2 separate regions of the Homo sapiens genome follow, and region 1 is linked to region 2. The links are chromatin contacts, found by Hi-C in ENCODE. All regions are on one chromosome and are shown on one strand. The core of a region is the stretch at or near the end of the contact, and the rest is flanking DNA. Distances in the headings are between cores, read along the strand shown.

Region 1 (5,120 bases), core at 605-3,104, 710 kb after region 2:
TGAGTTCGTGAACCTTCCTTCTGTCTATTATGCATTTAAAGTGAAGTCCCAGATGAATCATCCCAGCTATAACGGTACTACTTCTAGCTTTTAATTAAACAACCCTGTCTGACTAAGTTCAAAGTACATTTAGTAGTAAGAAATTTTTTTTAAAAGCAACATAAAACCACAGGAAATAGGCTATGACAGATAGAGCAGCGTCAGGGTGCCCTGGGGAAGATGAAACCAGTCTTCCCTAGAGAAACTGATAGAATTTCATTTTAGCAGAATGAAACTTGTCTCATTCTCAGACAGTCCCTACTGAACAAAGTAATTCTTGTTCTGAAAGTTTTTCTTGGGTCATTTTTGTAAAGATGTTCTCTGATAATAGAGAGTTTTTGAGACTACTCCAAATCCCATAGATTCAAATGGTGTGTACGTAGAAAAGCCTCAATTGAAACATGGCCTCTAGTTTAAACCATGTTAATCTTGTCTTTCTCCCACTATTCTCTCTCTCTCTTCCCCTTGACCCAATGGACTAAAAATAATAAATAATAAAGGTGTCCTTTCTCCCTTCTTGCTTTTGCTTCAACTCTCCCTCTCCCTAAGATATTCTCCATTTCCATCTGGGAAAAAAACATATATTCATTACTTCCTTTCAAGAGTACTACTATAAATATAGCGAACCACATACGGAAAACTTTCTGCGCAACAGGGACTGTGCTAAACACTTTACATACATCATTTCAGTCACAATTAAGCCTCCTAACAACCCTCCTGAGGTCGTTTCTATAGATTTAAAGAGACTATGTAATTTGCCTGAGATCCCACAGACAGTAAATGTCAAGGTCGGGATTTGAACCCAGACTCCCAAGACCATGCTCTTAACCACCCTACTCTCAACCACCCTACTACCCAATCTACTGCCTAGATTAATATTCTTTTCCTTTAAGAAGCTGCTGTTAGGCTGGGTGCAGTGGCTCATGCCTGTAATCCCAGCACTTTAGGAGCTGAGGCAGGTGGATTACCTGAGGTCAGGAGTTTGAGACTAGCCTGACCAACATAGTGAAACCCCATCTCTACTAAAAATGCAAAAAAAAAAAAAAAAAATTAGCCAGGCATGGTGGCGAGCGCCTGTAATCCCAGCTACTCGGGAGGCTGAGGCAGGAGAATTGCTTGAACCTGGGAGGTGGAGGTTGCAGTGAGCCAAGATTATGCCACTGCACTCCAGCCTGGGCGACAGAGTGAGGCTCGGTCTCAAAAAATAAAAATAAAAAATAAAAAAATAAAAAAAAGCTGCTGTTAATCTTTTCCAGTCCCTGGCCACTGGGAGTTCTCTCCCCTTAACACCAGTATTAATTTACAAGAGCTGAAATATACCTATACCTACTCTACTCCTCCCCTGTCCCAGGCGTGCCCTGACAGGAGTAAGTTTCATTCATGCCAGGCTCACCCTTTCTGGCAGACAAGCCTGCATCAATCTTTTCGTAAGATGCAATTACTACTAATATTGATTCTTTTGTAATTTTAAATATTTGCCAAAAAGATTTCTATCACAGTGTTGTAACAGTGATTACTGCAGAATGTGGTCAATAGTAGAGTTTTCTCAAGCGCTCTGCACTACAAGTACTCAATAAAAACTGAGAGTGCAGGCTTCTTGCCAGACCTCACCCAGCCCTATTAAGGGGACAAATCTATGTCTTCTCTTTCCCTCCACTCCACCGAGACAGCAACTTTTCAAAATGTATTCCCCTCACTTGGCTTGTTTTTAATCTGTATGACTCTCTACTTTCTATATAAGACAGTCTTACCACTTACCTCTTGAGCTCTGAGAAGCTGACTTCCTTGGCCAACTGTTCCTCTGCCTGAAAACCCTAAATGCTTTCCCTGTTACAATCCTTTATAATACTTGAATTTGAACGCTTTATGACAGCAGGGTCAAATAAATAAGATAACTTGGGTTCAAAGTCTGTTTTTCTTTATGGAGTCTTAGAGAAGATAGTAATTGGGAAAGACATCTTCTTAAGATCTAAGTTTCTATGTCTACCTCGGTTACTAGGTGGGGCCGGATATTACTAACAGGGATGTGTTGTTCCAAGAAAGCTTGAACTTGTGCAAAAATCTGTAGCGCATCTCACTGAATATTGTCATATTTAAGTAAGATGGCTGCGTTTTGATCATCTAGCCTGGGGATTGTGAAGGGACGAGTCCAAAGAGAAGTTTGACTTTAACAGAGGTCAAAACATTGGAAGATTCTACACAACTTAAATAATGCTGGAAAAGTCTTAGTTACCACTAGTAACCCAAGCCCAGTGCATAAGCTGTACCAAGCCAGGCATGGCAGGGAGCCGTTTTTTTGTTGTTGTTGTTTGTTTTGTTTTTTGAGGCAGGGTTTCACTCTGTCACCCAGATTGGAATGCAATGGCACAATTGTGGCTGACTGAACCTCTGCTCCCAGCCTCCCAAGGAGCTAGGACTACTGGCGTGAGTCACCATGCCCAGCTAAACTTTGTTAATATATATATTTTTGGTAGAGATGAAATTTCGCCATGTTTCCTAGGCTGGTCTCTAACTCCCGGCCTTAAGCAATCTGCCCACCTTGGCCTAGGGAACAGTTTTATCCTCTTGAGGCTCTCACCTGATTGGGAGATCCTTGCATTACACTATGTTTATGGTATTGTTAACGATGCAAATTTTATCTGCCAAGTACTATTGTTCCCATTTACACAAAAATATAACAGAAGAATATTTATAGTTATCTACACATTTTAACACACTGCTGAAGCACACCAGCAATCTGCCTCTTACTAGCTATGTAACTTTGAAAAGTTATTTAACCTCCATGAGCCTCAGGATCTTCATCAATACAATGGAAATAGTAATAGTACCCTCCCTACGGAGTCACTGTGAGGATTAAATGAAATGAAGCATGTGAATCTGCCGCACAGTAAGCTCTTGGTAAACAGTAGCTCTTATTACTATTATTATTAATATAGGCTGAGCAGGGCATCCTAAATCAACACAACCTCACTATAGCATTGTTCAAGCAAAAATCAGAGCTAAGAGCAGCTCCTGTTGGCTGGGTTGCAAGCACCACCCAAACAGGTTTTGAGTTTGCCTCTCCAGGGATCCAAGATTGTCATTTTAAAATGAATTTAGCAATGGAGTGATGTTTTGGTTCTTGGTGCCTCCAAAATAGACCCTGAGACAGAGCTTTGAGTGCCAATAGTTTATTTAAAGGTGATCTCGGCCGGGCACGGTGAGTGGCTCACTCCCTTAATCCCAGCACTTTGGGAGGCCGAGGAGGGTGGATCATTTGAGGTCAGGAGTTCGAGACCAGCCTGGCCAATGTGATGAAACCCCGTCTCTACTAAAAATAGAAAAATTAGCCAGGCATGGTGGCGGGCGCCTGTAATCCCAGCTACTTGGGAGGCTGAGGTGGAAGAATCCCTTGAGGCTGGGAGGTGGAGGTTGTGTTGAGCCAAGATTGGACCACTGCATTCCAATCTGGGCGAGAGAGTGAGACCCTTCCTCAAAAAAAAAAAAAAAAAAAAGTGATCTCAGGAAGCATAGTAAGGAAGTAAGATAGGGAAGGGAGGAAACTAGTAAAGAATGTGTTAAAGATTACTACCGTGAGCAACTATATCCCTGGAGCTTTGGACAAGTTGTATTCTGTGCAGCATACCTCAGAATCAACTACTGATAGGGAAGGAAGCAACTTCTCTCCATCTCCGGCTGAGGGACACTCTCAAGGTGTTGACTCTCTGGCACTTTCAGCCTGCCCTGTGAGGGCAAAGTGTACTCTCTCAAGCTGGCCAACATGTCCAGGAAAAGATGCTCAGGAAGTCACTGGCTATATGGGAACTCTTTGCAGGTAACTTCTGGGTAGGCCAAGGATGTGTGAGTAGAGCACCACCAGCAACTTCTACAATTGGATATTAGGTGATATTAGGAAATAATGATTAATTATTATTAGTTGTGATCATGGTATTGCAGTTATGTAGAGAATGTTCTAATTCTCAAGGGATGCCTGCTGAAATATTTATGGGTCAAGTGTCATGATAATTGCAACTACCTTTCAAATGATTCAGCAAGAAAAGTAAACACATAAACACACAGCAAATATAGCAAATGTTAACATTTATTCAACTAAATAGGGGTCTATAGATCTTCATTGTACTATTGTTTCAACTTTTCTGTATGACATTTTTGTCATCAGAATGTTGGGGAAATGTATTCAGCAGATATTTATTGAGTATCTACCATGTGCTAAGTATTCTAAGTATTGAGGATGCCAGTTGCAGCCAAGCCAATATGGTGGCTTTGTCATGAATTAGGGAAAATATGGCTTCTCTAGTCACTCTACTGCCATCTGTGGAAAATTGTTATAATAACTCTACAAAGCTATGATGTCTATAAGATGAATGATGCTTCCAGCTTAATGCTTCCACCACTTAATGCTTCCATAACATTAAGTGGTGATACATAGATGAATAAAACAAGCTCTGCGCTTTTGAAGGTCTTACATCGTAGAGCAGAACGTTAATGATGATCAGGAGCCATGCAGAGTGGCCTCAGGTGCTGAGCAGGGACTTCAGATAAGAAAAATGGTATAATGGCGCCCCTGCTGGAGAGTCAAAGAATTTTGTCATATGACTCGTGCAAGGTCATATAAATCCCTGGAACAGTCCTCTTTCCTAGAACTGACAGAGGGGAGAAATCATTTTTCTGTAAGTAGTTAAGCCCAGTAGTTAACCATTAAGCCTAAGTAGTTTGGCTGTTTGGAGTATTTACAGAGTCCAATACTCCACAGCTTCCACAGTGGCTTAGACCAAGAGGGAAAGAGGAAAAAGCACCCTCGAGTCTGAACATTCCTGGGAATAAAGACCAATCTGGCAGGGTGCAGTGGCTCATGCCTCTAATCTCAACACTTTGAAAGCTGAGGCGGGTGGATTGCTTGAGCCCAGGAGTTCGAGATCAGCCTGGGCAGCATGACGAAACTTCATCTCTACAAAAAATACAAAAAAAAAATTACAAAAATTAGCCAGGCATAGTGGCATGTAGTCCCAGCTACTTGGGAGGCTGAGGTGGGAAGATGGATTGAGCCCAGGAGGTTAAGGCTGCAGTGAGCGTGATCGCAC
Region 2 (5,603 bases), core at 664-3,163:
TGGAGAGGTGGGAGGGCTAGGGAGTGGGAGTAAGCCACCCTGATGTTAGGGTGGGGTGGGGTGGCCTCCCCTCTGGTCCTTGAGGGCTTGGGGAATAGGGAGGAGCCAATCCACACAGATGCTTCTCCTGACTATGGAATGGAACTAGGTGAGAACAAAGGCTCAGGAGTTCCCAGGGGCCCCAGCTAGTGTCCTCCCACTTGCTTCCTTTCCCTGATCCCTCACCTTGGCCAGAGGCAGGACGATGAAGGCACCCCCGCCTCCAGCCTCCACAATAATGGCCAGGAATTTGGGGTTGACGGCACAGAAGGAGCTGTCCCATGTGACCTTGGACACACGGATGTCCTCGTAGGCCTGGTCGGCCTTTGCTGCCTGCCCAAACACATGGCGGAACTTGCTTTGCCGAACCACACGTCTGCTCATAGCTGCAGGCAGAGAGGTAGGATCTCAGTGCCCAGAAATGCCTTTGGTCCTTAGTCCTGTGAGCTGCGGGAGGGAGGAGGAGTGGAGGGGTGGCTGATGAGAAGGGTTATGTGGTCAGGAGTCAGGTATAAATCCATATAGTGTCTGGTCCTAGAAGCAGGGAGCTTTCTTCAAGGTGGTCAAAGTATGGGAAAGTTATTTTGCTGTGTAAAATGCTGTTTAATGTAAGTGGCTAGGATTTGGGGCCTGAATTCTCCACAGAGACCCAGGCTGAGGGGATTGTGGAGCCTAACAGACTGAAAGCTTTCTGGACGTTGGAATGTTTTTGGGAGGAGCCTCAATGCCACACTGCCTGCACCCCCCGCCCCCACCACCGCCAGCCTTGATGAGCATCTCTTCACGGACGTGGTTGTAGCTCCCAGAGGCACCCTGTCCAGAAGCAGAAGACTTGACCATTGGATCTTGGCTTAAAGCCAGGTATGGGGCCAAGACTGCAGCCACCACAGGATACCGAACTCGCATCTCTGGAATAGTTCAGGCAGATGGGGTTTTGCCTTTTCCTAAAATTTTGCCAAGGGGGAAGTTCCTCCTGTCCACCAATCTGAGTCCTTTCTGCTACTGTTTTCATCCCATGCCTTGTGGGGGGACGGGTGGCAGCACAGAGTGAGGTGGATCCCTCTTCTCCCACTCCTTTCTGCACTGGCTTCTCCAGGAAGCCCTGATCATGGTCTTCTGGCTTTTGCCTACCATAGGCTTGTCCGGTTTCTCCTCTGGGTCCTCTGCCCTGGTTGGGCCTTCTTCCTAGTGAACTCTTCTAGGGGTGGGGTCTTCAACCCCATCCTCCACCCCTGCCCCCGCCACGGCCAAGCCAGATTTGCAGGGGTGGGGAGGGTGAGGTGCCTTTTCTCCAGCTAGGGTCTCCCTAGAGGACACACTGAGCACTCCCAAAGCCCCAGCCAGTGGCTCCTGCCCCACCCCAGCCCCAGCATCCGTGTGCCCTTCAAGGCGCGTCTGCGGCCCCGAGCCTGAGGCCCGGCCTCCCTGCACCCTTCTTCAGCCTGCTGCCCTGACACTGCGTTCTTGCGAGACGAGGTGTCTGCGCCCTCCGGGAGCGCTGGCTGCTGTCCGGCCAAATATAGACACCACGTCCTCCCCGCCCGAAACCGAATTTGGCGGCGCGGGGGGAGGAGGCGCAGACCTCTGCCCCTCAGGGACCCCGCCCGCTCCGCTGGCTGCGGTGACGGCCGGGTGTGGGGGGCTGGGTACCTGGTCCTGAGCGGGCTGCGGGGCGCTCACGCTGCGAATCCTCTGCGGAAGGGGCCCGAGTGCGTAGGGGGCCGAGGAAGGCTTCAGGGCGAAGGAGCCACCTCTCCGGGTGTCTGTAGTATCTGGGACCCGGGTGTCCAGCTCCGCACTCTGGCCGATCCTGCGGCTCTCTAGAGCCCGGCGCCGCTGCAGCCCCAGCTGCCGCTGCCATCAACCTAAGAGGGCGGGGCTAGCATAGGGGCGGGGCCAGAGCCCAAGTTGCCCCGCCCCCTCCAGCGGCGGGAAAGTCGAGCGACCCCGACTCCCCTCCCAGCTTCCGCCGGCCTCGGAGAACCATCGAAAATAAATGTGCAGCTGTGTGCTAGGTGCGCACGCTGCTTCCCTCCCTCCATGACTCCCGGGTAGGCTGGGGAGGCTCGGGTTCGCAGACCTAGAGCAGGACGCTTGGAGAGGGAACGGGCGAGGGGGCGTGCGCCCCTAGAGCGGGCAGCCGAGGGAGACCAGGTGCCTCCACCCGCATTCCAGCCTCAATCGCGCTCCCAATTTAGCTGTCCCGATCGGCCGGGACTGCGGGACTGCACTTCCAGGCCTCCCTGGGGGAAAGAGGCCCTAGAGAATGAGGACCCAGGCTGATCCTGATGTAGGGCAAGTGAGAGGGCACCCGACACAGGGTTGTGAATGTTAGTTATTGTTATGAATGGCAATAGCGATCATTTGAGAAACCTAAAATGCTGGCTGTGTGCTAGGCATTTCACCCCATTAGATGAGATTCCATGGAGCAGGGCAGGAAGCAGCTGAAAGAACAAGGGGAGGACCGAGTGTAAAGTGAACCCACCTTGACACTCCCTCCCCTCCCAGATGCAGGGGGAAGAGGCTAGCACCGGTCTCTAGTCACATTTTAGGGGTCAGAGAAGCCAACTCAGAGGCCAGACTCCTAATGTTTTCTGGGCCTTGTTTGAATTGGCGCCCGACTGTGTTCCAGGTAAGCTTCCCCCGTCTCCCCCAATATTCACAGAACTGAATGTTGACCGAGGTCAAGGAGATTAAAGATAACCTGATCAAAATACAGCCAGTGAAGACCAGCCAGTCCCGTAGCTCCAGTCTACCCAGTGTCTGCACATTGCCTGGATTTCTTCCCTTGGATCATAAGGGCATCTGGGGCCAGTTATTACTTCCCACCCTCCAGGGCACACCTGGGAGTGAGTGAATGGAACACAGCCTTCTGAAGGGCAGGAACCAGCACTGGGGAGGAAAGGGAGGGAAGGTGGTAGAAACCATGAAGGGCCCACGAGGCTCCTTTGTTTCTCAGGAAGAGTCCAGGTGGCTTGTAGGGACAGAATCAAATCAAGAGTCAGTGGCTTGTAGGGGAACAGAATAAAAAACTGTTACGAGTGCTCCAGAAATAACTCCTGGCGTAGGGGTGCTGGGGCAGGGTATGAGGGTATGTGAGTCATCTCTCTTTTACCTAAAGATTCCAGGCACATGATTAGGAGGAAAATACCTGAGTGACTCAGTTGCTCCTTTACAACAATAACCCATGCTTATGTGCTAGGCACTGGCACTAAGGGCTTTATACGTATTAATTTCATACTCTTAACAATCCTCTAGGCTGGTCGCGGGTGGCTAACGCCTGTAATCCCAGCACTTTGGGAGGCTGAGGCAGGTGGATCACCTGAGGTCAGGAGTTCGAGACCAGCCTGGCCAACATGGCAAAACCCCATCTCTACTAAAAATACAAAAATTTGCCAGGTGTGGTGATGCACACCTGTAATCCCAGCTACTCAGGAGGCTGAGACACGAGAATTGCTTGAACCTAGGAGGCAGAGGTTGCAGTGAGCTGAGATCATGCCACTGCCCTCCAGCCTGGGTGACAGAATGAGACTCTGTCTCAAATAAAACACACGCACAAAAAACCAAAAAACAATCCTCTAAGGTGGGTACTGTTGTTATCCCTATTTAACAGTTGAGGAAATGGAGCCACAAAGAGGTTAGGTGGCTTACCCATCACAACCTCAACTGGTAGTTGATGTAGCTATGATTCTTACCCACGTGGTCTGGCATCTGGTTCTTGCTTTTCAGCAGCATGCATTTCTGTCTCTCCCTGAAGGACAGTGCCACTTTATCTCACAAGTGCTGAGCTAAAACGTAACTGAGAGTTTATACTGTGTGGCACAGAGGAAAGGATGCCTGGAATGAATTAAAAAACTGGTTCCAGTCCTGGCTCAATCGCCATATTTTTACAGCTCTCTGAACAGGATTGGGTCAGATTCTTTCCAACTCTGCACCACTCCTTAGCAGAGTAGGGATTTTATGTGCTGCCTCCTCTGAAGTGGCATCTCCCCTACCCCCACCCTCCTTCTCTTTAAAGAGAACAGGAGACTCCCTTCTAGAGGGAAGCGCTTGGGACTAGGAAGCAGGAATCCTTCAATGCGTGCTCCCTTCAGTTCCATCATCTAGGAAGAGCAGTGCTTTCTGGGTACAGGGATTCAGATATTTGCTTGGGCCTGGCGTAGCTCAGCCCTGCCCTCTAGCCTTCTTCTGGCTGCCAAGGCCTGACAGAGCTGTGAGTGGGCAGAGTTAAGGCAGGAAGAACCAATCAGGGAGAGAAGCTACTTGGGCTTCGTGCCTCCCTTTTGAACTGTTAGCTCTGAACGGCAATCCATAGAAGACAGCCATGGATTTCATCTTTTAGGAAGCCATTTTCTGGATGAGGTAGCTCGCAACTTAGCCATGATTTGGTCCATCTGCTTTGGCTAGAAAACCAAGACTGAACTTATCTAGATTGGTCAGGGATCCCAGGGATCCTTAGAATATTTTGTGAAAGACCTTACCTTCACCGTCATGCACTCCAGCTAAAGACCAGCACTGTGCCCCTCCCACTTGATATGGATGATTCAGAATGAAGCAGGCTGACTTTAGTTCAAGGCAGTGATTTTTTTTTTTGAGGGGGGCGGGGACTTCAAATTTTGTTAGCAATTGGGAACTGGAAACTGAGCTCTCCCTAGATGGTAGTCCTGCCTTGTATGTGATGAATGGCACCACTAAATATCTCATGATGTTCATGTCCCATTTCTAGACATTTTTCAGTGGGCTGAGGTGTTTCATTTATTTCTGGGGACTCAGCTCTCTCTTCAGGGTGACATGACTGGGATCAATCATTGAAAACTACTGGTGTTCACTGTGTTTCCTCTTCTGACTCTCCCACCTTCTCCAGCACCTCCCTCCTTTGTTGCATCTGATGAAGTACACGTTTCATCTTCAAAATAAAAATTTATTCAATCTGTAACAAGAACATTGAATCTGCACATTTGCGCACAAGTTCACATTTAAAAACAGTGGAGCATATCTGTAATAAAAAAATCTATGATACAAGTGGAACATCCCAACCACCAGGAAGATTAAGGAAGGAGATGAGACCACTCTATATTCTGCTTCAAATGCCTCAAAAATGTCCCAGAGATTCCAGGGAGCACCTGCTTTAATAAAACATGAGCATAAAAGTTTGGGGTGGCTTGGGGCAAAGGTAACAGTCAGAGGAGAGTCTTCTGGACTTGTTTTCCATGTTAGAACAAGTCCTACAAAACAAAGCAGAAAGAAAAAAAAAAAAAAAGAAAAGTAAAGGCACCTTTAGATATGCCAAGCAAACCAAAATCCAACAGAACATAAAAATCAAACATTTCCCTGTGGGCTTACTGATTGGGAAGCACTTCAGGGCCAGTTACCCAGTTTTTAGTTTGGGTATTAGCTCTGCATGTGTACACAGGACGCTGCCACCAGCATTGCTTTGAGGACACAGACGGCAGCACCAGTCAAATGCCTCTTAAGGGATCTTCAAGGTGATTAAGGATGATTCCAGTTTAGAAATCCTATCCTAGACCTCTGGGGCACTGAGAAAATGAGGCTGGTTATCTTCT

The links. A loop is a pair of places that touch in the nucleus more often than their neighbours do. Pooled maps may share reads with other maps.
Region 1: a loop to region 2 is called in a pooled map, with 2.9 times the contacts of the local background. The contact joins the promoter of TMIGD1 here to the promoter of CORO6 in region 2. A Hi-C loop is called at or near these places in 4 of 50 pooled maps.

Annotation. Positions count from the first base shown.
Region 1 is chr17:30,332,203-30,337,322 of GRCh38, forward strand. TMIGD1 (transmembrane and immunoglobulin domain containing 1) reads right to left here and starts at 1,855. Exons shown (of 7, transcript NM_206832.3): 1 at 1,798-1,855.
Region 2 is chr17:29,620,999-29,626,601 of GRCh38, forward strand. CORO6 (coronin 6) reads right to left here and starts at 1,914. Exons shown (of 11, transcript NM_032854.4): 1 at 1,690-1,914; 2 at 226-486. The coding sequence starts at 423. SSH2 (slingshot protein phosphatase 2) reads right to left here. Exons shown (of 16, transcript NM_001282129.2): 16 at 4,940-5,603. RefSeq lists a silencer at 1,578-1,727 and an enhancer at 2,515-3,714.